Linked DNA regions of Homo sapiens: regions 1 and 2 are each linked to region 3. Evidence: chromatin loops called from intact Hi-C (ENCODE). Cell type or tissue: ascending aorta. All regions are shown on one strand.

Region 1 (8,000 bases), 57 kb before region 3:
TGTATCACAATGTTCAATTTGTCAATAAGAAGTGCTTTTAGACAAAGTGCTTTTCCTGGAAATTAGCTAACTGTCTTAAAGTATAAATAATGTCATTTTGAAAAAAAACAAAAATCCTTGTAACCATGAAAACAAGAATCACCAGTACTTGAAGAATCCAAATAATGACCTAATTTTGTTTTTATTTTCTTTTTATTCCTCTGAAGTAGATTCAACAAATTCAAGTAAAGAACATTATGTGCATCTACTTTGTGCCAATTACTATGTCATGTGCTCTGGGAAGGGGATACACTTATGCAGAGGTGACAAAGATATAATCTGTCCCAGAGAAGCTGAGAGTATAACAGAGATGATGGACACATACACAAAACTTAATATGATATGAAGCTCACTGTATTGAGTTTTGTGAGAGAGCTACAGAGGAGGTGTTATGGGGGCACAAGGAGAAGAAAGTTAATTAACATTGAAAGATGAGAAGACATCTTGGAAGAACTTGAATTGGGCCTTGGAAGAAGAACAGCCATTCAAATAGATAGAATTGTGGTAGCAAAGGCATAGAGGTAGGAAAGTATAGATCTCCAGGGACAGTAGTCATGGGGTTGGGGCACTGTTGGAATTTAAGGTTGGAAGGATATATTGGAGCCCCTTGAATACGGTAACAAGGCACACCTTGGGCAGTGGAGAGTTATCAGAGTGTTTGAAAAGGAGGGTTATTGAGTAAATAAATAGACTGGTACTTTAGGAATTTTAAAATGTGGATCATTGTACTACTAATAACTATTTATTTTATATTTACTATCTACTAAGTAATTTACATGTATTTTCTTGTACTGACTGTAAACCTTCTGGGTGTGGGTGTTTTAAGTGCCATTTTACTGATAAAGAAACTGAGGCTTAAATAGTTGAAATAAGTCACCCTGTTAGTGAGTGGCAGAATGACAAGTCAGATCTAGGGTTGTCTAACTCCAAAGATAATATAAAATAATGTATCTCTCTTTTCCCTTATGCATAAAATATGGGAGCATATTAAATCATACACATAGATTGTCAAAAAATACTTTGGGAAACTGATTATAATATCAAATAATTCAGTGCTGCTGTCTCTTACACTTTTATCCCTATCTGTAAAACAAACTACAAATTGAGAGAGTACATTCCATAGCTTGGGAAAAAACCCAATTGTGTTGTACCTAAACTAATCATCTTAAGGCAGTAGTTCAGAAGAACAGTACTACTATAAGCCTCAGAAAGAGGAAACTACCTGGGTATGGCGGGTGGGAGCGGAGAGAGGATCCGAAAAAAATACCTATCGAGTTCTATGCTTATTACTGGGGTGATGAAATTATCTGTACAACAAATCTCTGTGACATGCACTTTATATATAATACAAACCTGCACAAAAACCTAAAATAAAAGTTAAAAAAAATGACAATCAAAGAAAAAAAGAAAAAAAAAGAAAATACCTGGCTGGATCTACCCTCTAACATTTTTAGGACTCAGGGCAAGACAAATGAAAGCCTACATACTATGTGTCTAAATATTAAACATTATAAATAGGCTAACAAATGGTTAAGTAAAATATGCTTTGTCTTTCTACCTTGACAAATAAATGTTGATAATGACAAAATTGAAAAATATATGGAAAGCTGTCATTCTTGAAGTCAACAAAATGTCCATGATGACTGTAATCATTATTGTGTACATCTGAATATTCTGTTGTGGGGTTGGTGATGTTTCCATGAGTAATAAAATTAGGTCATACATAATTAATATATTATTACTTAATCTGTAAAATTTATTTTTGCTTTCATTTCTGCAATTCCCTAATTATGTTGTTATAATGACAGTTTTCATATAACGTGTCTTCTATTGACAGTAATGATCTAAATATTAGATTCTAAAGTATTAAAAATGAAGTGTAATATTAAAGTACACACAATTTGAATTTATTTTCATCAAAAATGTAAAGTAAAAATAAAAATCCAAAACTAAAGGTTAGCTTTTGTGCTACTAAAAGTTTTCTTCTAAAATCTTCAGTTTTCTGGGAAAAAAGGCAAAATTCAAAGTATAACTAATGAATATAACATTCAAATAATTATTTAAATGAAACAAATTATATTTTTTGAAAATTTAAATCACATTAAATATTTTTATAAAAATAAAACTGGTAGTAATTCTAGTGTTCAATGGTGATCCAATTACCAAAGAATCCCTAGCACACTAGTCACTACTAGACCTGCATATATTTAACTTTAAGGGCCATAGGAATTGTTTAATATTACAAGATGTTCTTTGGCCACGATATGCAACTTTTGGGGTTATCAAGGTAATAGGTGAGTACTTCTGGAGCATCGAATTAGAACATGAAAAGAAGTAGCAAAATGGAAGCTTGGCACTCCTGGGAAATGATATCTCATTATCCCTTGCATTCGTGCTGAGAGGAAAGACTTGACAAGTTAATTAATTTGTCTTTTTCTTAACTGAGTGCTTCTGCTGCTCAACTCCTCCCTGCTCTCTAAAGAAGTGTCCTTCTCTGATATGGGCAGCATCACAATCCAGCCTCAAAAGAAGCCACCTTGGGCTTCCAAGACACAAAGCAGGGGATATGGAGAGGTGTCTGCACTAGAGTCTGGATGGTGCTACTGACAACAGTGAGTGTTCAGGGTGACTGCTAGTGCTGTGCAGTGCTGAGCGCCACATTCCATGGGACCACGTGTCCTTTAATAAACATATTCAGCGTGCGCTTATGGAACTCATGGCTTCTAAAGCACAAGGCGTATGTTTCAAGCATAGTGCTATCCCTGAGCAGCATTTGTAAGCCTCCAGTCTGCAACAGTGGGATTACCTACCAGGCTCAGCTGATGGACCGGGATGATATTGGAAGAGAGGCTGCCAGCCTGAAGACTTACCTGGAAACATTTTCTCGTTGGTCTGGTTTTAATAAAATCACCAGATTCCACTAGAAGGAAACCAAAGATTACAAAGGTCCAAATTAATATATGACAAAGTAGAAACGGAAACTGGGAGGAAATGAGGTGAAACACAGGGGATGATGTATTGGAAATAGGGAATGAAAACCGTACAGAGTAGAAACACCTGAAAGCAGTTCTGGAAACTCCACATGCTCCTGCTGTACCAAGACCTGGTCCTATGTGTGCTGACCTTGTTCTTCTGCTCACATCTGCCACATCTGCAAATGTGGCAACATTTTAGCTGTTTTCTATTAACACTGAAGTACTCTGAGAGCTTGGAAATTTTCAAGTGCAAAATCAGGTCCAGAGAACAGTAAAAAAAAAAAAAAAAAAAAAAGCTTGACTGAACTGCCACTCACATCTTCCCTATACTGTGCAGAAGCAAAGAGCTCAATACTGATTTTGGTTTTGTGGTTGAAGGCAACTGCTATGAAACTTCTTAAGTGGTTCATAGTTGTCCATATTTTATCCTTATGATTGAAACAATATTTCCTGCTTTCCCCAGAGTAATAATTTTAAAGGTGGGGTCTCTAACCTCGGGTATAGCCTGGCCTCCACAGTGTTACACTGTTCCCAAAATGACAGGGGATACAAAACAGATGGGTCACACTGCAGGCTGCAGAAGTGGGATTTTGTTCCTGAAGACAAACCCCACACTACAGGAAAGGCCCAGCGCTATCTCTGAGTCTTGATAGGTTTGGAATGACTTTAAAGTTATTAATCAAGAAGTGAATAGGTGGAAACTTGGGAACATGTCCTTCTCTGTGGTTAACAGTGGGAACAGCAAGGCTAATTGCTTTAAGTCTAAATAATCAGAAGCTGTAAACTCTGTCACCCAAACTTCCAGTTTATGTCACTGGCTTTCTGGAGGCTGCATTACAGTGTTGTGGTGGTGAAATTATTATTAATTAATGACCATAGTATTAATAACACTATATACTGTGAACTTATTTTATAGTAATACATCTCCTCAGTGCTCAATAAATACTTGTTGAATAAATACTTTCTCATTAGTTGGTTCAACAAATGCCCATTGAATACCTGTTATGAAAAAGGCACTGGGTACTGATCCAAAAATGAATTTGTTTTAGCCAGAGTCTTCCAAGAGATTAGAGTTTTACAGATATTATCCTGATGAATGAACAACCCAGAAAGGCATCCTCCTTTCAGTTTGATGATGCTTTTTTTTTCACTTTTTATATAAAAGATTTTGAATTTGCTATTTTGAAAAATCCAGTAGAGGTTTCAGAGGATGTATTTGAAACTTGTATTTTTTTAAATCTATGTCTGACTGTTAAGGAAATTGTACTTTTTTCCAAGTTACTCTATTACCTATAATACAACCAGAAATAAAATGTTAAAAACTCAAGCTCATGCATACCCAAGGATGACAAAAAAAATTCTGCATGTATAAGAACACTTTACATTGCATTTTGTAACAACTTGCAAAGAAGATAAATAATATGTATGACTCCAGATTGCAGTAAACAGACTCCCACTTAGCTTAGCTTTTAAGTTATGCAACTTCCTCACTGATGACTTAGAAAAAAATAAAGAGGCAGCAAATAGTCAATAAAGAGTAAGGCAGGAAGCATGTGCTGACTCTGAGTCCCAGGAGGGCTCACCATGTCCGGTGCCACTAGGGAAACAAATCTCTAAGGCAGTTGAAATTTTCCTGCTTCTCACATAATCCCAAGCAGAGCACAAGGCAGTGGCTTAAATCTGCAGGTTTAAAGGAGCACAGAGAAAGAGAAATAAGAGAATGAAATCTGTACCCTAAGAGAGTGAAGGAGGGTCACTCATTTGTTTACAGGCAGTGTTCCCCCACCCCCTTCTCTAGACAGCAAGGAATTTGGAGCCTCTGTCAACTCTCAGGCAAAGATCCTTTGATCAATTCACGTAGGGCCTGATAACGCATGGACACTGTGGGAGATTAAAAGAAGATAGTAATATTAATATAAAGATCATGGCAATGATAACAACATGCCACCATTTAGTGTCTTTGTGTTTCCCAAGAGTTAACACTATACATGCATCAACTCATTTAATACAACATGATGAAATAGTCTCATTTTACTGAGGGATTAAAAATAATAAACTGATGGCTGAGTATGTTGGCTCACACCTGTAATCTCAGCACTTTGGGAGGCCGAGGTGGGCAGATCACAAGGTCAGGAGTTCGAGACCAGCCTGACCAACATGATGAAACCCCATCTCTACTAAACATACAAAAATTAGCTGGGTATCGTGGCAGGTATCTGTAATCCCAAATGCTCAGGAGGCTGAGGCATGAGAACCACTTGAACCCAGGAGGGTGGAGTTGCAGTGAGCCGAGCTTGTGCCACTGCACTCCAGCCTACATGACAGAGTGAGACCCTGTCTCAAAATAATAATAATAATGAACTGAGACTCAGAAAAGATGTTTGTTCAGGGTTACAAAGCTCAGACAGGACAGGGCAGCATTGGAAACCAAAATTGGTCTGACTCCTAGGCTCATGCTGTAAATCACGGTGCAAGGCTTCTACTATCTATGTTTTTCCTAAAAGAATGTATAAATGAAAAGATGGTTAACATATTAAGCAAAATATGTTAAACGTCAAATGAACTGTATAAACGATAAATGCTGGAGAGTTGAGGTGGCAAAGAACTCATGCCCGAGGTGATCTGGGAAGGCCTCTTGAACAAGGTGGAATTATAGCTGGTTTTTGAAGAATCCGAAAGTGCTTAGATTGAAAGGTGAGACATGTACAGGAATGGTTTCTAAGATGTCATATTTTATCTCTGTCCTCATCTTGACTGGCACTAATGAACATCAAAGATTTCAACCTAAATACATTGAGTGCCCAGTATGTGAAGGGCCTTATTTATGTTGTTTTAAAGCTTTTTAACATACTTTAAAGAAGGGACTGGTTAATCTCCACTGTCTAGATCCATTAGACCCGGAGCCGGATGGCCCCAGGGGCCTTTGGGAATGGCGTGGTGGGACAGTCTCCACTTTTGCACATACCCAAGAAAAGAATGGTCCTTTGGGAATTTTGCAGACCTACAATCTGGAGATAATGTACTTCTGATCATAATTCAAGTGCCCCCAGATATAGGGTTGCCAGATTTAGCAAATAAAAATATAAAATGCTCAGTTAAATTTGAATTTCAGATAAACAATGAATTATCTTTCAGTACAAGTATGTTTCAAATATTCCATGGGACATACTTATAACTTTTAAAAACTTATTTGTTATTTATCTGAAATTCAAATTTGACTGGGCTTTTACATTTTATTTGGCAACCTACCCAGTCAGGAATTGGAGGGAAAATTTTGAGATTTGAATTTTTTGGCATACATAAATACTCTTCTATGTGAAGACCTCAAATAAACTAAAAAACAAAAAGAAAAAGTGTCAGTATTATACATTCCCATAAAATATGCTCCATTTTAAAATGAGACCAATGGGGCAGGAAGTTACCTCACAAAAGTAATTTTGTGGAAATAATATAAAAATCTCTGAGTTTTTATACTTTATTTATTCAAGAAATTCTGGCCTTAAAATAGTAGTCAGTTGACCCAAGTAAGTCACTTGCTCTGCATCAAGATAAAAATGCATTTCATGCTGTGTACGCTGAGGATAAAAAAAGACATGCTGAAAACTGGATTTCCAAGTAGTGCCCCTATTAAAGATGACAATTAAGTGGGGTTCACCGAGGATGCATGGTGCCTTAGGATTGAATTATAAGAATGATGATTGTTTTTGGAGTTGGAGTCAAATATCAGCCTTTAAACCAAGTCAAAGCCAGGGTTACAGCTGCGTTACAGCTGCCTTCTGTCACTGACACTGCTGTGGAAAAATTCAAAAGGCACACCAAACGTTTTTTCTAGTGCATTTTTCAAAGCAACTTGGAATTAGTACAAGTACCTCGACGCAGAAAGCAAATGTATTTACCTATGTAATATCAAGCTTGCCTGGAATCATTTAGTAGGAAAAAGTATTCTGCAGAGAAATGTACTTTGAGAGAATGCAAAGCATGAAAGGTAAATTGGAGTCTTGAAGGGGGGATTTTAAATCACATTTAGACATAAATCCTTTCAGGTCATGATTCCCATAGATTACCAGCATCTGCTAAGCCTAGATAGTTCATAATCACTAAAATTGTCGTAATCTTCCTATGGAAGGTTTACCAAAGAAGTACTGAATTACACTGGGTTAATACTTTTAAGGATGAATGGTCAAGACGATGATGCTAAATTAATGCAGTGGCTACATAGTAAAATCTAATACTAATAACATATCTGAACGAAGCTGTGGTTTCAAAAGGCGTTCACTCCATCAGGGTAATGTATTCTCAGGTATATGATCAACTAGAAAGTTGCCAACCATTATTCACCTTCACCTACTCCTACAAGCTTCTCTGTCCTGTCTTATTCTTTTCTACTGTCAAAAAGAGAGAAGGACTTAAAGGTTGGGTCTGTAAAATAGGAAACCATAGAGCAAAAACACAGATAACACAGTCAAGGAAGATGCTCGAATAAATTATCGGTGGACAGTGTTCTCTGGATTGAAGCATGGAATCTAAATATGGTGTCTCATAGAGTCTACTGACATACCACGCTATAAGTGGAAACAGTGCAGGGCAGCATCTAGTGCTGTGTGAACTGTATCAACAGCACCGTGGAGTGACAGTCACCATGTCCTATTATATTTTTGGTTATTTAGATGGACAGTGCATTTGCGCTTGTGCAGTTACTTTTAGTAAATGCACAGGAGTGGCATTCTCACTTTCCTTCACTGCATTTGCAAGGATCAAGGGAAATATTTCCAGTGACATGGAGCTAGTAAAAATTGATCAATTGTGAAATAGCTAAGCAAATACTTGTTATACTTTAATAGGAACAGCAGTGTAACATGTAATGAGCACTGAGCAAAGTATGTTGGATGCGCTTATGCATCCACTGAATTCGAACATATTGGTCTGCTTCTTCATTCCACATCCCCACCATCCTGCTCTCACACTCCCTGGTCTCCAGTCATATTC
Region 2 (8,000 bases), 73 kb before region 3:
GCTTCTGAAATGAAATTTATAGTTATTCCGTACTTCAATGAGACTTTTCATTTTTATATACTGTAATAGTACCTTTCTGCTGGCAGTTTTCATTTAGTAGGAAGACTAATTTGTACATCAGAGAATTATTTGGAACAGTGGGTCTTGCCAAGATTATAATGTGGTAATTGCATTTAAAATTGAGCTGTGCCAATGCATTGCAAAAATAATAATAAGCCCACTAAATATATAACACTGACACAGACAGTTCATCAGCTTTCTTTTTTTTTTTTTTTTTTTTTTTTTTGAGACGGAGTCTCGCTCTGTCGCCCAGGCCGGACTGCGGACTGCAGTGGCGCAATCTCGGCTCACTGCAAGCTCTGCCTCCCGGGGTTCACGCCATTCTCCTGCCTCAGCCTCCCGAGTAGCTGGGACTACAGGCGCCCGCCACCGCGCCCGGCTAATTTTTTGTATTTTTAGTAGAGACGGGGTTTCACCTTGTTAGCCAGGATGGTCTCGATCTCCTGACCTCGTGATCCACCCGCCTCGGCCTCCCAAAGTGCTGGGATTACAGGCGTGACATCAGCTTTCTTAATATGGAAAAAACAAACCAAATTTTCTATTTTTTGTATGTCAGGAAAAACCTGGAGAAAGAATAATCACAGTATAAAATTGAACAGCTAATTGAGTTTTTGAAATGGTTTATTTTAATGGTGATTTAGCATTCTAAGACACAGACCCTTAGCTTTTGTTTAGCTTTTGTCTTTGAATGTAGCTTCTAAATTGAAGTGCTGTAATAGCCACAAAGAAAAAAGTTATTAGTTAATATATTCTCATAGACTGTAACTGATGATGATGCCTATGAAGCCTATAAGAAAAATTCCCTTAATCTCAATGATCTCTACAGCCACCCTATTCAGAATCAATTGTTTCCCTAATTTGCCAATGGGAATAGTCCAGCTCAGAAATGTTAAGAAGACATGGACAGGTCACCACAACTGTGTCATAGTGGCTGGGAGAAAGGGGTCAGGGGGTGAAGAATACTAACAAATGTTTGAGAACTTACTAATATACCTACATTATTGACCAACATTCATTCTACTCTGGGACATGACCACCACTGCTGCTCTATGACATGGGTGCTATTATTCTATGTCCTAATGATACAATAGACTCCAAATGGAAACTCCAAGTGGACAGTTAGTAAATGGTAGCCCCCAAATTTGAAACCAAGGTTTCTTTCTACTTTTTTTTTTCTTGATTCGCCTGTACTTTGAATTCAAAAACATAAACTCAAGATACATCAATTCACAGTAATTTAGAAACTCTGAATCATGAAAAAAGCATAATCACATTCCAGCCTCAGTTTTTAGGACAACTCAAACTCTGAACATTCTTGATTTCGTCCTAGGAATCTGCCTTTACTCTGAAATTGACGAAAATAGCCATAGGCTTTCTATCAGTCTCTTCTAAGCTTCCTGAGAGAAGTGCTGGTATTGGCAGGTACAGCCTCCAATAGGGGTCAACAGCTATTCACTTCCGTCTCTTCTACTGCCATCACTCAAGGAAGGAAAGAAAAGCCACCTCAGTGGGCTGGAACCTAGAGCTTTTTCTGTCTCCTCCCAAGTATTAAATCATTCAAACCTAACACTATATAACAGCCATTTAGAGAACAGCACCACATTTACTTTATGGCAGCCAGAAGGATTGGGATCTGTTGTATCATCATGTTAAAGTTTAGGAAAGTGAGTATTTAATGGACCAATTCTGACTTTAAAATGTTAGTGTGATTCCCATCTTTGGTTGCAGCTGTAGTTGTTTCAACCTGTCTTTTCCCTAGCTGGCAAGCTTGTGCCTAATCTTAGGTTCAATCCTGGTGTCACAGCTTGCTTATTACTTGGACTTTGGCCAGAATACCTCTTCATTTTCTATTTTCTCCACAGACTTCTGAAACCCAAAGTGGCTACTTACTCCTTTGGACACTGATCCTTCAACAAATCCCTTTTTAAATTCTCTCTTGCTTAGTTCTGTTTCTCCAAGAAGCTTCCATCAACTATATTTCATCAGTGACTCAATAATGTTCTACCCCATTTTGTAAACACATTATTTATCTGACAAGCTCTGTTCATACCAGACACTTGAATAAGCTCACATGCCTCTACATAGCTCTTCTAGTAATTTCTGGCTCATTAAACCTTAGTAAACCCACTTCTACATATCATATCAATAAAGGAAGTTTTGTCTGCAGCGATAATAGCTACAATGGGATCAAACTTTGGAAAAAAGTTATCGATCCAGGAGCTAAACCTAAATGTCATTGTGAGGGAGTTTGCAAAGTGAAAACCATAGCAATCATGGGAATGCTGCAGTAGAGACAGCAAAGTTTGGACTCACAGCAGAAATTTCATTCAAAATTGGGTTCTTTTTCTCTGGTCTCACAAATTATTTCCAGAGGTTAGCCACTTAAGGAAAAATAAATCTTGTCTCACTTGCAAGTAAAGAATGTGTTATTTGACTTGAAACATAACACAGATACACCTTGGCTCAGTTTTGTTTTGTGTCTGATGAGCTTAATATTGCTCTCCTCCTTTATACAAGCCCTTCACTGATTTCATATGTGAGGTGTCCTAGCATGAAATGCTTAAATCAGACTCTGTAATAGTGTAAATGGCAGTTTTATTGTCTCTTCCATATTAATGAAACCCCCAACTAAACAACTAAAGCTCTGTACTAATTGCTTGTCCTGAGAGCTGGGTATTTCAGGTCTAATTCTCTTTAGAACACCAGCTGGCATAGAGTATACAAAAGCTCCTTTGGTTACTTTAACCACTTAAGTACTAATTTGGTGGCACGGAAAGCATTAGACTTTGTCCATACAGGCAGAACAAAGCAGAATATTGAGCAATTTTTCAAATTTTATCAATGTAGTAAGTCAGCTCAGTTGATGTTTCTAGTTAAAACAGATGCTTGAGTTGTCAGGATGCATTCAAACAAAGTGTTTGTTAAAATAAACATTAGCTTAGCAGATTCCTTTCATTGCATCACATTCTAAACAATGAGCAAGGTGTAAACTCTGGAAATCTGTGAGCCTTGAAGAAAGTAGGCGTGCATAAAAGATTATGTAGTTTTCCGAATGTGTTGTATCCACAGCCAGATTCAATACACGACAATTACATATTACATTAATGAATAAAAGTTTGGTCTGCAGTTGCCTGTGACACAACTATCAAATCTTTCAAGCAATGTGAAAGCTGCTATAGATTGAAAAATAAATATTTTTTGGATGTCCACTATGTGCCTAACAGTTTGTTTAGATATTATGGAAACACAGCTTCACTTATCGGGAGGTGACAATTTAATTGGAGTTAGAAAATCAACTCCTGTGAAACAATTATAAAGAAGAAATGAAATGTATTATGTGGTACAGGCTATTAGAGCCAAGGATAATAAGGTGTTAATTGTGCGATAGGCAGTAAGTCTCAAAGGAGTTAAGGAAGGTAGAGATCAACATGGGCTGAGGTCATCCAGGAAGACTTTCAAAACAAACCAACAATTTTTATAAGCCCCTTCTATGTTCAAAGCTTTGTGAGGGCGAGAGAGAAGTGTGATCACAGAGATGGGACTTAAGCAGGATCTGAGAGGATGAGAAGAATACTGACTGGCCAAGAAGAGAAGGTAAATTACTATAAAATACAGAACTCGGGGAGGGGACCGGACAAGGGAGAACCATAGCTACAATAATCAGCTTAACATTGCAGTTCTTCCTTTGAAACTGCTTAGACTGATGCAGATATGCCAGCTTAGATTTTTTAATCCATTTTGGCTCATGCTTGGTCTGCAAAATATTAGCATCCAGTTCAGAGGTTTCTCTGTCAGAAAGAGAAAAGCAGACAGTGCTGTTCTTTGGGATTTTGGAAGATGATCTAGCAGAAATGATAGATGGCACTCACTAGCATCTTTTTCTTGCAAAGAAAAGCACTTATTGAAAACAAAGCTGCCAGCCAAACTATATAATATGTGGTAAAGGCAGAGAGCTCAGTATACCATAGATATTTACTAAGAAGACAGTAACCAAGCTCTGAATGTTATCTGTAGGGTTGATAACATCCAGATATCAATGTTATTATCAACCCTCCAGATTGATGACATATAACAATGTTATATGTTAATATATATTCTCTTTGGGTTTTATAAAAACTCTCAAGCGGCTTCATTTGATAGACTCTCCTTTCTGTTTTAAAATCTAACATTTTAAAGTGAGTACGCATTCATGGTGCTTTCTAAATTCCACGTATGCATATTTCTATTCAAAGTCTCCTACTATGGAGACTAAGAACGAATGATTTCTGGCTCAGAGACTCAAAGATACCCCAAAATACCTTTATTTTCCAGGCAGAAAGAATGTGGGAAAAAAATGTTTATTTGAAAGATACAGACTTTCGGGTTTTAAAATAATAGTTATTAGAACTGAGGTCTAGTGCATTTTCTGATCTCTATTTAAAGCTCCGTAGGTGATTTTGTTTTTAAGATAACATAATATCTCAAATCTTTTATTCTGTCAAGTAGCAATTGCAAAAGATTCTTTGCTGTTGTGAAGATTTTGGAAGAGAGGAGACAATTCTTGCTATACTATCATTTCTTTAATTTGGCAGCTTTATGTCATATGTCTAGAAAGAAGTTGTGTAATGCTGCATATGCCAGTGGCACAGAAGTTTTTGACAGTGAGCAGCCCCATTTCTATTGAAAAAAGAAAGTTTCGCCTTTGTCATGAATTCAAAGTGCTCCTTCAGTGGGATGACTCCTGTCATTTCCCTCAGGGTCCCAGAGCGACAGAGGAGGTAGAGCACTCACTTACCAAAACATGACAGAAAAGAGCATTCATCTCTGGCACAAGTGATGCAATGCATTTCTTGGGAAGGGGGTGCAGTGGGCAGATGTGCTGCCTTGTCTAAAACAGATTTTACTGCTGTTTATAGTTCTCTCTCCAGCTCTAACCCGCAGCTTTCTGGTATGACTGTGATACAGCAGCAAGGGGTTTTACTCGGTACTGAATGCTTGAAATAATGTGAAGTGTTTCAGTGTAAAACCCTGGTTTACATTGAAAAAGAAAGTGTACATCTTACAAAAAGAAAGATGCCTTTTTTAATTGATTTGGATTCCTTTTAAAAATAAACTCCTTTTAAAAATTGAGAGGTCTCAATCCCCTTAGAACACAGACATTTAAAGAGAATTAATAAGGAATAGATGATCACCAGGGCCAGCCCTCCTTACTTTACAAATAAGAAACCAAACCTGAGGAAAGTAATTACTGGCCCAAAGTCACATAGAAGTTTACTGGCAGGATGGAGTGAGTCTAAAATCAAGGTCTCCTGACTTTCAGTTCAAAAGAATAATAGAAGAGGGAAATCATTCCTCTAGATCAGGGGTCAGCAAACTTGTTCTATTAAGAGCCAGAGGGTACATATTTTAGGCTTTGTGGACCATATGACTATTGGCAGCTACTCAACTACTCAGCTCTGTCCTTGGAGCCCAAAAGCAGCCATAGACAATACATAAACAAAAGAGTGTGTCTATGTTCCAATAAAACTTTATTTACAAAAACAGCCTGCAGGCCAGATTTGGCCCTTGAGTCATAGTTTGCTGATGTTTGCTCTGGATCTAAAGGAGAAAATAAGCATGGAAGTCTCGTTGGGAGCTTCTTTATGAGCCACATCCCAAACTTGGTCTGTTATGGAGAATGTCAATTTTTCATAGGTCCAGAGGGTGCTATTAATTAGCTAAAATTGCTCTGACTCAGGCAAAACTGACTCTTTTTATAGCCTTCTTGAGAAAAGGTTGTTTATGAGAATTTCAAAGTATTGAAGAGTCATTTTTCAGGATTGTCTTTGTGTCACCATTGTTCCACTTAAATGTGAAAGATTTATGTTTCTATATTCCTTTTAGAAGTTGAATGCATTCACAACAGGGTGTTCCATTATCAGTGTTAGATATTGTTCACTTATCTCTTAAAAAATTTAAGTACGTATCTTTTTTTCAGAAACACAATTCCAGAGTTGTGGCTTAACAGAAGTTAAAAAATGGAAATGAAGTTAAGTTTTCCTGAAAGGCAACCATATTTGTACAGCAAAATTCCTCTTGGACCATAAAGAAAGCTTGAAGGTGTTTTTTAATTTTGCAAGTATGTGCATGCATATGTGTGCTTGTGTGTGTGTGAGAAAGATAGAGATACAGATAGAAAAAGAGACAGACAGAAAGAGAGGGAGAGACATCTCTGGGAGTGAGTCAAATGGAATACCTACATTGGTGACTGAGTGTCCTGGAATTAAAATCTGCTATCCCATTTTTAAAATGTATGTATGTGTTTATTTATTTATTTATTTTTTGAGATGGAGTTTTGCTATTGTTTCCCAGGCTGGAGTGCAATGGCGTGATCTCGGCTCACTGCAACCTCCGCCTCCCGGGTTCAAGTGATTCTCCTGCCTCCTCCTCCCAAGTAGCTGGGATTACAGGCATGTGCCACCACACCTGGCTAATTTTGTATTTTTAGTAGAGACATGGTTCCTCCACGTTGGTCAGGCTGGTCTCGAACTCCTGACCTTAGGTGACCCGCCCGCCTTGGCTTCCCAAAGTGCTGGGATTACAGGTGTGAGCCACCATGCCTGGCTCTGTTATCCCATTTTAACTGCTTGGTGTGTTCAATGTCTCAAGGTATATTGGAGTTAGATCAGCGTACCCTCACTTGGGCACACATACAGGGTTCTGCTATTCCATATGCATAAATGTTTGAAAAGTGATCCTTTAGGAAGTATATTGTTTTTGCCAGTCTTAATCCAGAAGCAAGACTTAAATATAGGATGGAAAGACATAGGATGGAGACAGTGCTGACTGAGGCAAGAAATGGAGAGAGGGCTGGATTTCTAATTTTGGAGGCCCACCTGGCCACCACTTCTTCTGAGCAGGTGCAGACTACTTCTTCGCTTCTTCTGTTTCATCTCTTCCTCTTGTTCTTCTTCATTCACTTCACTCCTTTTTCTAACACTGAATACCAACTACACGGCAGGTGAAAGAGGTGATGTATCACAACTGGCCTAGGAGAAAATCATTTTGTTTTCTATTTCCTTCATCTCCCATATGCCAAGGTATTATAAAGAATGGGGGTCAGGCATGGTAGCTTATGCCTGTAATCCCAGCACTTTAGGAGGCAGAGGCAGGAAGATAGCTTGAAACTAGGAGTTTGAGACCAGCCTGGGCAGCACAGCAAGACCCCTGTCTCTACAAAAAATTTAAAAATTAGCTGGATGTGGTGGTGTACACCTATTGTCCTAGCTACTAAGGTGGCTGAGGCAGGAGGATCGATTGAGCCTAGGAGGTTAAGCCTGCAGTAAGCTATGATTGCACCACTACACTCCAGCCTGGGTAACAAGAGTAAGACACTGTATCTTAAATTAAGAAAAAAAAAAAAAGAATTTAAGAGTAGGGAAAACACATGAATGTCTGTTTTTTTTCCTGACATAAATGTTGCATTTTTAAAGATAATACTTTTATCTATCTGTGAAGATTGTTTTTTAGAGTGAATGAAAGAAAAATTATTTAAAAGTTTCTTTTACTAGGAATTATTTAGTAAAGCCTCCTTTCCTGTGGTCATGTTAGTCTCTAGAACAAATCCAGTATCAGTATAATAAATAATTTATTGTACTCTAGCACTCAAACTTGCTTTTCTATTGGTGACAGATATTGTTTTTTCTTTGTTTGCTTTAGAAGTTTGTGTAAATGTTTTCATTGCATTAGTGACAGCTTTAAAAAATTGGTCTTAAGAGCAAATAATTAGAGTGTTAATATCCTTCTCTCAAACTAGACACATGATAGGATATTGGGATTCATTTTATTTTATTTTGTTTTACTCATGCTCACAGATCAGGGCTTAAATAAGAAGGCTGATTTCTTACTTTTCTCATCAATTTTCAGGTTTCATTTTGAAGGAAGTAAGAGAGTATGTTGGCCCAATTTGTGGTTCTAATACT
Region 3 (8,000 bases):
CATATACATAGGTCATTACATATGCTTGTTAATTGCTATGATAATGTATGAACAGAATGCTATGAGAATTAGGAGGAAATTATTAACTGCCAACGGTGTCAAGAAAGGCTTCCAGAAAAATATATGGCTCAGTGAGAACAGGATTTCTGTCTCTTTAGCTTCTTCTAGCACAGTATTTTACAAATATTAGGTGCTCAAAATAAATATGTTGAATGAGTGAATTAATGAATGAGATGATTCATTGCAGCTGGTATTGAAGAATCGGGAGGAGATTTTGTGACAAGTAAGAGGGAGAAGCATGCACACAGCCTGGAGGAGTAAATGGCTACAAATAATTTGTTTTGGCAAAAGACATTAAATGTGACAGGAGCAAAGGTGCCTGGGAGAGGGGTGATGGGACTGATGTGAGGAGCAGGGACAAAGAGGAGGCTGAGAGTGAAAGATCTTCTGCTCTGTGCGAAAGAATTTAGATTAGTTCTCTGGGCAGCCTCCTCAGGCAGGGGAGTGACATTATCAGATTTCTCTGATGGGAAGACACCTCTGGGGGCCAGTGTGGAAGGCATAAAGTGGATTAGTGTGAAGGAAGTCTGGCAGGAGGAAGGCCAGCTAGGAAGATTGAAGGAGTAAGAGCAAGAGATTTGGAAGGTCTGAGCTACCGCACAGGCCAACAGGAATAGAAAAGGAGGACCCATTAGAGACACTTGTTTGAGGCAGGAGAGGCAGGATTCAAGTGAGCAGCGAGTGTCCAGATTAGACTTTATTTTCTAACACAAATGGCAATGGCATTAACTGAAATAAGGACTCCAAGAAAGGGAAGTATGAGGTGGAGAGAGTTAAAGAGCTCAGTTTTAAACAGGTTAGGTTGCAGTCACCTGTCAGTCCTTCCAGGGAAGAGAAATTCCCAGCAGGCATTTATTAAGATGAATGAACAGCAAGTTTTCAAATGGGGACATGGTGTTTGGTATCATCAGCATCAGGGAGGGAGGTGAAGCCATGGGAGCAGAGAACATCCCTCAGGAAAAGTGCATAAAGGGAGAAGAGAGAGGACTAAGAATGTATTCATGAAAAGTAGCCTTTAGCGGGTGAGCAGTCAGTAGGGCAGAACAAGATGCTGTTATTTCAAATCAGGGTGGTCTAATAGAGGAGTCACCTTGTTTTTATTCAGAAGAATTTTAGGAAAATGAAACTCCTCTAAAAAGTTCTAGATAGGCTGAAACCTAAAACAGACAGTACCTTTGTATTGGATGCTTTGGGCACCAGCCCTCCTTCACCTGTGACAGACACATAACATCCCCTTCCCCATCTGGGTGAATGCCAGCGAACCTCAGAATGCAGAATTCTTCACCAATGCTTTAGCTATTGACATTCGACCTTAAGCCTTCGGTGGCAGCAAGTTAGGAAACTTCAAACATCAGCAATTACAGCTGTCTGGTTGGGTCCTCTTTCTTCTAACTTCCACTGTGCAAGGGGAACGTCTATCAGTCTGCACACCCTCAGAGCAGAAACAATAAGAAAACAAGAAAATAAGGAAACAATAAGAAAACTATTTAACTTAACGAAAATAACCACTTTCTTTTAAAATTAGCTAAACAAACATGATCACACTTATCCTTTAAATTCAGTTGGCTATTTGCAGAAAACTGACTCACTCAATTCAGTTGGGAGTTTTTAGTCTAGCATGTTTTTGCAATCCCTGGGGCTTCCCACAGCCTGAAAGTCCTTCATAATGTGGGGTGTGTGTGTGTGTGTGTGTGTGTGTGTGTGTGTGTGTGAGAGAGAGAGAGAGAGAGAGAGACAGACAGAGAGAGAGAGACAGAGAAAGAGAGACAGAGAGGAAGAGACAGGCAGAGAGAGAAACAGAGAGAGAGAGCGAGAGAAATGCTGGCATTCAATGAGAATTGTAGGGAAATGATATTGTACAAAGGATATTCTCTGTGTCCATTAGTCTGTCCATAAGATGACTGTGTCCTCATGGTCTTGTGCTGTGCATGATACCTGCACAAATATCCTGCCTAAGGCAGAGCAATTTACAAAATCATAGATACTAATGTCAAATAAATATATGGGGGAAATGTTCAACCTCAATTGATGTCAAAGAAATACAAATAAAAGCGACAATGTGATACTGTTTTTCTCTTTTAAAATTGGTAATGCTGTTTTTAAAATTGTAATACCCTGGGTTGCCCCCAGGAAATCAGAAAATGAGACTCTGGTACTCTGCTGTGAGAGCGTAATTATGTATAACCTCAGAGGACAATTTGTCGATATGTATCAAAAACCTTAAAAATATTCGTAATCTTTGACCCACCCAGCAATTCTTCTTTTTAGAATTTATGTGCAAGAAACAACGAATTGGATTTTTATGGTATGTGAAATATACCTCAATAAAGCCATTTTTTTAAAAAAACAGAGATATGTAAAATGTAAATATTTATTACAGTATTATTTATAACTGAAAAATTGGAAAAGCCCTAATGTCTGTTGTATGCCACATCTGCTCAAAAGAATATAGCCATTAAAAAAATTACGTTAAGGTACAACTTTGGTTCTTAAAGTGTGTTTGCCAGACCAACACCATCAATGATATCTCCTGAAAACTTGTTAGAAATGCAAATTATGGATCTCTGCCCTAAAGCCACCACATCGGAAACTGGGATTAAGATTCAGCACTCTGTGTTTTAACAAGCCTTTCAAGGTGATTCTGATGCTCACTAAAGTTTAAGAACCACTTGCAAAAAAAAATATTCTTAATAAATTGCAACGTGTAGGGAAAAAAACACACTACAAAGCAATGTATAATGATGTGAGGTCAATTTATCTGAAAAATATTGTGCATATGCATGCCTAGAAGAAACAGTGGTGAGATATATTTGAAAAATTAACAGAATTTATCTACAGATGGTAGATAGATCTCTTTCGTTTTCTTCTGTATAATATTCTGTATTTTCCAAGTTTTCTATAATTGTTGTCTATTATTTATATAATGGAAAGTTCTTGCCCTTGAAAGTTCTGGCCACTAAGACATTTATGGAAATATATTGCACAAGTTCAATGAAGAGGAAAATAGAAAGGATGGGTGGGTTTCTCCCCTAATCAGTCCTGTTGGGAGGCTCATTGCCCTTGAAGCAGAATTTGACATTTTTTGTGCTTGCTTTACTTATGAAAGTGACACACTATCTGTCTTAAGCATTGTACATCAAAGGGTACATGGTCCGCGGTGCCCATCAGATCTTTGACCCTACTTTCTTTGAGATCACGATAGGGTGGTTTTTCTTCTTTTTTCTGTGTTGTGTTCAGGGATTTGTTGTATGTTGGCTTGTGCCTCCTGCTATGGAATAGGTGAGTTTGGGGCTTTGGCACAATCTGTATCACTCTAAAAAGAAGATCAAGAGCATGTTCTTCTTTCTTGGGAATTTCTTATAGAATCCTAAATAGCAACAGTATTATTGGTAAAATACTGGGATGGAAAAAACACTGGGTATATCAGGTGCCATAGGACTCTGTTACTACACTGTGTGATAGGGAAAAAAGGACAGGCCCAGGTTCCTTGTAACTAGTTCTGTAGCCTTGGGCAAATCTTTAGTATTCTCTGGGTCTTGCTTTCTTCACCTTTAAACTGAAAGAGTTGACAAGATGATCTCTGAAGTCCCTTTCAGCTCTGATTTCTATGCTTTTATGACTAGATTCACAGAGATAGACTGACCCATAACCAGAAGGCAATATAATGCTCTTTCATCTGTTTCCTGCAGCTTGGATTTGTGAAAGCGCAGTATTGGCTGGGCACGGTGGCTCATGCCTATAATCACAGCACTTTTGGAAGCTGAGGCAGGTGGATAACTTGAGGTCAGGAGTTCGAGACCAGCTTGGCCAACATGGTGAAATCCCCATCTTTACTAAAAATACCAAAAAAAAACAAAAAAAAATAGCCAGGCGTGGATGGGTACCTGTAGTCCCAGCTACTCAGGAGGCTGAGGTAGGAGAATCGCTTGAACCCGGGAGGCAGAGGTTGCAGTGAGCCGAGATCACACCATTGCACTCCCGCATGGGCAACAAGAGCAAAACTCCATCTCAAAAAAAAAAAAAAAAAGAAAGAGAGAAAGAAAGCTCAGTATTTCTTCAGAAGATAGAATATCCTTTAATGGGCTTCTGCCTGCTCTGGCAATGAAAATCTATTTTGAGATATTACCTCAGCAATATTATCAATACGAAGTGGTATTTGGTATTCAGGACCCTTCCAGAACAGTACCAAAGGTTTGGACAACCTACAGATAAAAATGATCATTGCTGAAAATGTAGAGAGAGACTAGATAGATGTCACAGGTCACTGGAGTAGGAACTATTTAGTGGAGAAGATGGAGTAGCTGTATAGGTCAGTTAGGAGACTTGGGTTCTAATCCTAGCCGTGACCTTGTCTAAGTACCTTGTCTTTCTCAGCTTCAGTTTTCTCATTTGAAATATTTCTGGTTGATCTCCAGGGTTATTTTGTTTGTGAAGATAATAAGAGCTTATGATTGGAAGAATGATATTGTGGGTATAAGATAGTTGACATACCTAAGGGAGTCTCCCAGGAAATAGCCACTGTAGACAAATAGAAAAGCTGGAAGAGTTGATAGAACTGGAAGGAGCCTCATCAACTCTACTGAAGGCCTGAATCATTTCTACAGCATCCAGCTTTTTTTTGACAGGGAATGAGAGATGAACACATACCTTGTCTGGGGCTGGCAACTGCCAACTTTTTCTTGAAGGGAGGGAAGTGTATACTTAAACTGCCGAGACAGTCTCGGGTTTGGGAAAGAGATTTCTGTTCATCTCTTTAAACTACGGAACGTTTATAGTGTGCACTCCACTGTAAAGGAAGCCCGTGAAGTTTGCTTGGCATAGGAGTAATGTGAGTAATGAAGTCTTGGCTCCAGCCAACATTCTAAAGCTGGGTTTTGCAAAAGTTGCAAATCCCCAGAGGAAATGCTGGAGCACAGAAGGCCTGCATATCATGGATTACACTAATCCAAGCAGGAAATGATAATGACATAGCTACACAAGCAGTGTTTTTCATGGCTAATTGGGAAGGATGGTCATTTAATCAAACTATGCCAGACTCCAGGCTTTTCGCATCTAGGGCAGCCTAGGAAAGAGCCCTCCTCAGACCCCCTTGTTCAGGGTAGTTAAGCTCAACTGTAAGTTCCATGAGGACAGGGACTTTATCTTTTTATTAACTTCCTTTTTTTTTTTTCTTTTTTTGAGACGGAGTTTTACTCTTTTGGCCCAGGCTGGAGTGCAAGGGCGCAATCTCGGCTCACCGAAACCTCCACCTCTCGGGTTCAAGCGATTCTCCTGCCTCAGCCTCCCGAGTAGCTGGGATTACCGGCATGCACCACCATGCCCGGCTAATTTCGTATTTTTAGTAGACAGGGTTTCTCCACGTGGGTCAGGCTGGTCTCCAACTCCCAACCTCAGGTGATCCGCCCGCCTCAGCCTCCCAAAGTGCTAGGATTACAGGTGTGAGCCACCGTGCCCAGCCTATCTTTTTATTAACCTCTAATACCTAAAACCTACTACAATTCCGGGAGCATAGCAATCGCTAGATCTGGTCTGGAAGATCTCTGAGTATCTAACTAGCTTTTTAATAAAATGCTTTGTTTTGTACCATGTCGAGGTACCAGGACTTGACTTTATGAGCCTCTTATGAATTAAAAAAAAAAAAAAAGTCAGACCTGATTCTGCATGTAAAGAACTGGATATGTTCATTGCAGAAAAAAAAAAAAAAAAAAAAAAAGTTAGATTGATAAAGTAAAATTAAGAGAATGCTTCCATGTGTGAGGTTATGTACATGCCCTTTAACTTTATTTTTCTTCTGTCTCTAACCAGACAGAGGCTGGGGTCTGGGATGTCTTCTCAGCATTTAAATGCTTCTTAATTTAAAACATGTTTTCAAGAGCTGAAAATGAATATGATGGCTGCATGGTATAGTAGAAGGGAGTAATGTGCTGAGGGCCTGAAGAGCTAGCTTTCAGCCCACAGGTACTGGCACCAACCTGTTGTAAGATCCAGCTTTCCTCCGCTGCAAAATGAAGGGCATCTATTGCCATGATTATATTTCCTAAACCAAAACTCATCGTCCAGTTCCTTATGATTTGGGAGACAGGAGGCAAACTGGGAGATATATCTGGAAGGTAAAATGTGGAAAGTTCCTGGACATGTTGATGCTGTGCAAACGGTGGAGTCGCATACGAACTCTATAGTTGTGGAGTAAACTCAGGACATAGGAATGCTGAACGTGAAACAAAACAATCTTAAATAAGATATAGAATAGACCCTGAGATCATGTTTTTATTGCCTCACATTCTTCTTTTGGCATGGAAGTAAATAATTCCAGTATCTGGAAGACAGTTGGAGGGTCAGCTGCACATCCCCCATTCTCAATCTCAAGTGACCTCCCTGCCAGTCTCTTAACATGCGACTTCCCCATCTGCTGGATCCCGAGATTCCTCTGTCCGTTTTACAGGGTAAAAAATGAACCTATTAAGAGACTGAAAAAGATCCGGGCTGTTCTGCTCAAGTAGTCATACTAGCAGGGAATGAGATTTATGAGATGAGGTAATAGACATACAAATAGAAAAATACATTCTAAAGGAACTTTTCCCTCAAATGCCTATTTCCTTTGTGATTGATTTGTGTGGGGGAGGCTGAGGAAATTTAATTCCCTTGCCTTCCCCACCACATTCCTCCCGTTTCAGGGTCTAAATGTTCCTAATTGCAGTACAGAGGCATCTTCTCAGAGAGCGGTCCTCAGGGACACTTCCCACTCTCCTCAGCTCTGCAGTTTCTAGTGGCTTCCTTCAGTGACATTCCTACTTTTCATTGACTCTTGAGATATTATATTAAAATGGAAGATTTATTCCCCTGGCAGAAATTGAGGTCACTGATATTCAGGGAAAGGTGCAGTGCCTCTCCAGTTATCCTGCAACTCTTTGTCAAACCCTGCAGAGTGATTAATAGGAAAGTGTTCGACAAGGGTCACTCGCAGAGGGCGGGGACTCTGGTTCAAACCACACTGTGTGCTCTCACCCAAGTGCGCACTTATAATCAATAATAGATACTGCAAGAGGACATACTGTGTAGCAAGCACAGGGCTACATAGATTCTATTCCTTATTTTATTGAATCCTCAAAACGAATCTTTAAATTGGGGAGTGTTAGTCCCTACTTTAAAAATCAGAAAACTGGGTTGGGCTCAGTGGCTCACGCTTGTAATTCCAGCACTTTGGGAAGCAGAGGCAGGCGGATCACCTGAGGTCAGGAGTTCGAGACCAGCCTGGCCAATATGGCAAAACCCCATATGTACTAAAAATAGAAAAATTAGCTGGACATAGTGGCAGGCGCCTGTAATCCCAGCTACTCAGGAGGCTGAGGCAGGAGAATCACTTGAACCCTGGAAGGGGAGGTTACAGGGAGCCGAGATCATGCCATTGCACTCCAGCCTGGGTGACAGAGTAAGACTCTGTCTCCAAAAAAAAAAAAAAAAATTGGAAAACTGAGACTTCGGTCAACCTATTTGCTAAAGGCCATAAAATTTGTAAGTATCACAGTTGGGTTCAAATCCAGCTTTCTGATTCGGAAGCCCATTCTGTCGGCCAGGTTCGAATGAGAATTCAGAATACCTTCCAAGGGAAGAGACGAAATAGGAGGCAACCTGAAGAGTGCATTGAAGAATAAAGGATCAGGGGCTCTTCCCCCGTGCCTTGATGTAAATAACTCTGTGAGATCATCTAAACATAAGCACCCCAGGGCTTTTTGTAGGCTCACAAGACACATCTCTTCTGCCTGGTTTCCTGCTGATTTAACATACAAGTGCTTATTAATCTCTTTCTATAGGGGAAAAGCACTGTGGCAGGCAAGAGAGATACAAAACTTATTAAAACATATACTCTTTCCTGATTCAAGGCAATAAACACTACAGAGCACGCAGCTATTAATAACTATAATAAATTCGGAATATGATAT

Evidence for each region. Peaks named below come from ENCODE experiments on the same cell type or tissue, not always from the same donor. Only the 100,000 strongest peaks of a DNase experiment are listed, where the experiment ranks them.
Region 1: a loop joins it to region 3, with 2.3 times the contacts of the local background. A loop is called at or near these places in 28 of 110 quality-filtered maps.
Region 2: a loop joins it to region 3, with 2.3 times the contacts of the local background. A loop is called at or near these places in 15 of 110 quality-filtered maps.

The regions. Positions count from the first base shown.
Region 1 is chr11:96,216,999-96,224,998 of GRCh38, reverse strand. The region is part of intron 1 of MAML2 (mastermind like transcriptional coactivator 2); the gene reads left to right. Among named protein-coding and RNA genes, the nearest start is that of MIR1260B, 120 kb to the left of the region's middle. In ascending aorta, no CTCF peak of the experiment used is centred here; DNase peaks (open chromatin) are centred at 2,705 and 4,598; H3K4me3 peaks cover 884 bases; H3K27ac peaks cover 6,100 bases.
Region 2 is chr11:96,232,844-96,240,843 of GRCh38, reverse strand. The region is part of intron 1 of MAML2 (mastermind like transcriptional coactivator 2); the gene reads left to right. Among named protein-coding and RNA genes, the nearest start is that of MIR1260B, 100 kb to the left of the region's middle. In ascending aorta, no CTCF peak of the experiment used is centred here; no DNase peak of the experiment used is centred here; H3K4me3 peaks cover 2,934 bases; H3K27ac peaks cover 5,028 bases.
Region 3 is chr11:96,159,950-96,167,949 of GRCh38, reverse strand. The region is part of intron 1 of MAML2 (mastermind like transcriptional coactivator 2); the gene reads left to right. Among named protein-coding and RNA genes, the nearest start is that of MIR1260B, 180 kb to the left of the region's middle. In ascending aorta, no CTCF peak of the experiment used is centred here; a DNase peak (open chromatin) is centred at 4,909; H3K27ac peaks cover 4,162 bases.